2 separate regions of the Homo sapiens genome follow, and region 2 is linked to region 1. The links are chromatin loops, found by intact Hi-C in ENCODE. Cell type or tissue: B cell. All regions are shown on one strand. Links, peaks and the distances in the headings refer to the core of each region. The heading gives the core; the rest is flanking DNA.

Region 1 (2,815 bases), core at 255-2,754:
AACCACAGCTGAGATCCAGAGCTCCTATATCCAAATCTCCTGTCTGGACCCTTCCCTGGCTCTGAAAGGGATTTCTTATCTTGTGGATCAACTCTGGGGATCCATGAATCACCAAAAAACACACGCAAACTTCATGAGGGCAGAAGAAAGATGGAGTTGATGGAGCATTGCTCCAGGCACACCAACAAGCCCAGATTCCAAACCTGACTCTGCCACTTCTAATTGTGACATCTGGGAGAGGCATCGCTCATCTCTTAGCCTTGGTTTCCTCATCTGTGAAGTGGGGATAATTCTCTTTCTCCAACACAAGGCCAAACATGACCTGGTTCATGTACAGGAGGTGCTCAGGAATCATTAGTATCCTTTCAACTTCCTCCCTCTGGCTCATGCCTGCTTCATGAATGGCTTGGAGGCAGGTTTATAAAGCTTTCTGAGTTGCTTGCAGAATCTCACAGAATCTAGGGTAGCACTGTCCTGTCCTGGGCCTTTGGAGGAAGGAATGCAGCTTTTGAATCTCATTTCTCAGGACAGCATGAGTGATCCTGGGAGGCTCACTACCATGAAGAACTTTAGCAGGGGAGGAATCTCTACTGTAGGGGCATGGCAGGGGGTCACGGATCCCTGGTTTTAATACATCTGAGGGTGTGGAGGCTCACTGGGGGCCTGGCTCTCTAGATCTGCAGACTGTCCCTCCTGAGAGGTTTCTCGGGATGTCTCCAGAGATGCCTCCGACACCCCATCAATGCTGCTCAGCAAGTCCTCAAACTCTTGGTGGTTGCTGTTGCGCACGGCTGCCTCCAGAGCCTTCTGGCGCCGGTAGAAGTGGGAGAACTTGTTGAAGATGATGGTGATGGGGAGTGCTACCACCAGGATGCCCCCTAGGATGCAGCCTGAGGCTGCCAGCTTGCCAGCCACCGTCACTGGCACCACATCCCCATAGCCCACGGTGGTCATGCTCACTGTGCCCCACCACCAGCAGGCTGGGATGGTGTTAAAGCCCACGTCCTCCTCCTTTTCAGCTGTGTAGGCCACACCAGAGAACACTGACACACCCACAGCCAGGTACAGCAGCAAGATGCCCACCTCACGGTAGCTGTGCTGAAAGAGAATGTAGAAAGCCAAGTCAGAGTGGATGGGCTTACAGTCCTGGTATTAGGCATATGGGGAAACTGAGGCCCAGAGAGTATAAAGGACAGGTCCAAAGTCAGCAAGATAGAGCTGGTGCTAAGGCCCAGGTCCCCTGACTTTAAACTAAGACCTTTCAACTACAGTTGGCAGCAAAACCCCCTGGTATTGCGCACAGGCCTAAGTTCTATTGTCCAAGGTATCTGCTAGGCTACAGCTGTTTTTTCCAACTCCGGGGTTACTGGTGGCACCACAGCCAGGGAATGAAGAGCTTGTGATTTTTACACTGTTGCAGAACCAAGAGAACCATAGTTTATATTCCACAATGCAAAGAGTTGGTTTCATGTACTTTTGACTGGTCTGAAAAGTATAAAAATATTTTTTGCTCCTCCAGGAAGCTGAGAGGACATAAGTCCCCTGGACCACCCACAGAATTCACTTTCCTATGGCTGTGTATGTTTGCTTTGTCCCTGAGGCCAAGCTCTAGGGCAGTGATTCTCAAACAGGGTGGTTTTGCCCACCACCTCCCCGCCTCCACCCCGCAAGGGACATTTGGGAACGTCTAGAGACATTTTTGGTTGTTGCAACTGGGACAGGTGTGCTACTGCCCTCTAGTGGGTAAAGGCCAGGGATACTGCTAAACATCCTAAAATGTACAGGGCAGCTCCCACATCAAAGAATTACCTGGTCCCAAATGTCAGTAATGCGAGGCTGAGAACCCCTAGTCTAAAGCAGAGTCTCTCCAACTTTAATGCGTGCAGGAATCATGCAGGGGTCTTGGCAGAACGCAATCGCATAGTCTTGGGTAGAGCCAGAGAATCTACATGTCTAGAAAGCTTCCAAGTGATGAGAAAGCTGCTGGTGGTCAGGGGCCTCACTTTGAGTAGCAAGGCTCTCATCTGGAGTATATTACACCTGCATCTTAGACCCTGGCAGCTCTGATTAGTAATACTCTTCTCCCCTACTGAAGACAAAGCTAGTAGTGTCAGGCCCTGGCTCTCTGCATGGAGGGGACAGGGCAGCGTTCTGGGGCACAGGGATCTTCCCTGGGGAGATGCTGAGCTCAGGGGGTCTGCTGAATGTAATTCCTTATACCTGCCCACTGCCCTAGGATTCTGCCTAGGTCATCTGCCAGCACCCAGTATCCTGAGGGCATACAAGAGGCTTTACTAAGCCATGGGTGGAAGGGATCTTTCTTTTAGCATTGTCTGGGGATTATCAGTAGGGTCGCATGGAGCTTTAGGAGAAAGAACATGAGGTGCTGGAGCCAGGCACAGGTGGGTTCTTCTCTGGGTTCTACTGCTTATTGAGGAACCTCCAACAAGCACTGTCACCTCTGGGAGCCTCAGTTTCCACCTCTGCAAAGCAGTGACAATAACCCTTACCTCTGTTTAAACCTCTCACGAGCTCTCCTATACCCTCGGGACCAAGTCCAAAATCATGTGCCAAGACTTCATGACCCTTCGGTGCCCTGCCCCGCTCGACTCTTCAATTTCATCTCTGGGAATCTCCTTCCCTCCATGTCCTCCTCCCAGCATTCATCCTGTTCTCTCTCCAGGCCTCGGCACACGCCGTTCGCCTTGCCTCCCTCTTCAAACCATGCTAATTTCACCCCCCTTGAGTGCAAGCTTGCCAGGGCAGTGATTCACCCACAATGCAGCACCTGGCACAAGGAGGATGCTCAGTAAAC
Region 2 (2,815 bases), core at 268-2,767, 84 kb before region 1:
TATAGAATCATATTGTCAGTAAAGAGAGATAGTTTGACTTCTTCTTTTCCTATTTGAGTGCATTTTATTTCTTTCTTTTGCCTGGTTGTTCTGGCTAGGACTTCCCAATTATTTATTTGTTTATTTATTTTTTTCTGAAACGGAGTCTTGCTCTGTTGCCCAGGCTGGAGTGCAGTGGTGCGATCTCGGCTTATTGCGACCCCTGCCTCCTGGGTTCAAGCAATTCTCCTGTCTCAGCCTCCTGAGATTGGGATTACAGGTGCATGCCACCACACCTGGCTAATTTTTATGTTTTTAGTAGAGATGGGGTTTCACCATATTGGGCAGGCTGGTCTCCAACTCCTGACCTTGTGATCCGCCTGCCTCTGCCTCCCAAAGTGCTGGGATTACAGTCGTGAGCCACCGCGCCCGGCCTCCCAATTATTTATTATATGTAACTTATGTGTTATACTCAATAGGATAGATGTTATAACTGCTAATAATAATTATTAGTGATTAGGCACTTAATATATACCACACACTGTGATTTATCCTTTAAGCATTTCACATATTTTGATCATTACAACCATGCTGTGTGGTAAATTGAACCATTCCCTGTTTAATAGCAGTTGAAACCCAGTTGCAGAGATTAAGTAACATACTTGTGATTATATAATGAGTAATAGAGAAGCCAAGATTTGAACCCAGATATGTTTGATTTCAGTGGTTATGTTCTGAATCATTAGATTATACTACTTCTAGCAGAGCCCCTTTATCAAGTGTTGGGAGCTGGGACTAAGGCTTATGTTACAGATCATGTGTTGGTGAGTCTCAGCTTGTAGTAATGTACTTCTCCTTGCTGGTTATTTTGATAACCAGTTACTCTACATATGTCCTCAGTATTTCCAGAAAGAAAGGACAGATGGTTTTCAAAGGGAGCATGCCTCTGATAAGCTAATGATATTGTTACCTCTGAGGGAATTTGTTTTGGATGTATGTATCTGAATCTATAGGAAGGAGTCAGATTGCAGTTGGAGAGAAGGGATTAAGGTGGGATTTGATTGATTTTAAGTGGCCTCAAGCATACATGTGAGAACGAAAGAGGCAAACCATGGTCCACGTTACTTGGAAAACCTCTGTCTGGATAAAATATTAGATTGGGGATTTTGGAAGGCTTCTTCTATTTGTCTAGATATGTTCTTGTTTTTGTTGTTGTTTTTGTTTTTGAATAAGGGCTCTAGAATAGCCTTGTTTACCTCCCCAAACAGCAGGACACATTATTGAAGTGACATGAGAGGGTCTGTGTCAGTGTTAGGATCATTGTGCATTCTCTGGGCCAGCAGAGGGAGCTCTGTATTAAGTTAATGGGTTATAATCGTGTTCCCATTTGAGTTCACAAATCCCCTTTATATAAAAGTAGCCTTTATGCTAGAACAAGACCATTACTTATTCATTCTTAAGTGTATTTTAAGTAACCGCAGTGACACTAGGGCAATGTCTTTATTTTATTTAGTTGGGAGATTGGATACCTCATACTTGGCAAAGTTCAAATAAGAAGTCAGCCAAAACATCTCAAAATAGTCACTTTTTCTCTCCCTTCCCAGATTTCTCAGTGGACTTGACACAATTGGTGTTCTTTTTCTGTAGCATGGTACCATGCATATAGTTTTTAAACTGTAATCAGCTAAAATGGCCTTACTTGAATAACTGAATAAATTTTTTAAAAAACCTAATAATTCTTGTGTAGAACTGATTTGAAAGTTCTTGTGTAGAACATACATATATATATATATATATATATTTTTTTTTTTTTTTTTAAGTCAAGTTGTTGGGAGCCAGGACTAAGGCTTATGTTACAGTAAATAACAGTAAAAATATATATATTCCTGATATAGATCAGGAATTTGTTTTTGTTTACAATATGAGCTCTAGTAGTCTGTTTTATTTTTCCATCTGAAAGACTTGCTTCCTCCCTCTATCCAGGTCTTTGATCCTGTCACCTTCTCAGTCCTTCTTTGACTATTTGTCTGCAATAGATTTCCCATCCCCTTATTTTTCTTTTCATCACAGATTACTTCTTGAAATTTATATCACTCTTCTCCGATACAAATTTTTTTTTTTTTTTGAGATGGAGTCTTGCTCTGTCACCAGGCTAGAGTGCAGTGGCGCGATCTCAGCTCACTGCAACCTCTGCCTCCTGGGTTCAAGCAATTCCCCTGTCTCAACTTCCCAAGTAACTGGGACTACAGGCACGCACCACCACACCTGGCTAATGGTTTGTATTTTAGTAGAGATAGGGTTTCACTGTTTTGGCCAGGATGGTCTCGATCTCCTGACCTCGTGATCCGTCCACCTCAGCCTCCCAAAGTGCTGGGATTACAGGCGTGAGCCACTGCACCCGGCCTCTCCCATATAAATTTTAGGATCAGTATATCAAATTTTATAAAATACTACTGGAATTTTGACTTAATTGCATTGGATACACAGATTAATTAGGCAGAATTGCCATCTCTGTGTTAATTCTTTCTATGCATGAACATGGTTTATCTTTCAATCTGTTTGGTCTATCTTTTATATTCTTAGATAATTTTATAATTGTACCAACAAAGATGTTTTAGAGCTTTTTGTTAAATCTATTTTTAGATACTTATTTGTTGCTATTACAAATGGCATAGTTTAAAAAACTTTTGTTTCTAACATTTTTCTTCTATAGACAACTACTGTAGATATTTATGGACTGTTTTATTCATTGTAACAGGTTTTATGGAGATTGCCTTTTTAAAAAAATGGAGACAGTCTTATTGTCTATGAATTATGATTATAGTTTTTCCTTTTG

The links. A loop is a pair of places that touch in the nucleus more often than their neighbours do. Peaks named below come from ENCODE experiments on the same cell type or tissue, not always from the same donor. Only the 100,000 strongest peaks of a DNase experiment are listed, where the experiment ranks them.
Region 2: a loop joins it to region 1, with 28 times the contacts of the local background. A loop is called at or near these places in 64 of 110 quality-filtered maps.

What each region holds. Positions count from the first base shown.
Region 1 is chr20:45,094,243-45,097,057 of GRCh38, forward strand. KCNS1 (potassium voltage-gated channel modifier subfamily S member 1) reads right to left here. Exons shown (of 4, transcript NM_001322799.2): 4 at 1-1,098. The coding sequence ends at 628. Among named protein-coding and RNA genes, the nearest start is that of KCNS1, 5.5 kb to the right of the region's middle. In B cell, for the core only: CTCF peaks have their summits at 1,735 (motif pointing left) and 1,934; a DNase peak (open chromatin) is centred at 1,729; H3K27me3 peaks cover 679 bases.
Region 2 is chr20:45,009,951-45,012,765 of GRCh38, forward strand. The region is part of intron 9 of STK4 (serine/threonine kinase 4); the gene reads left to right. Among named protein-coding and RNA genes, the nearest start is that of STK4, 45 kb to the left of the region's middle. In B cell, for the core only: a CTCF peak has its summit at 1,343 (motif pointing right); a DNase peak (open chromatin) is centred at 1,331; H3K27ac peaks cover 1,070 bases.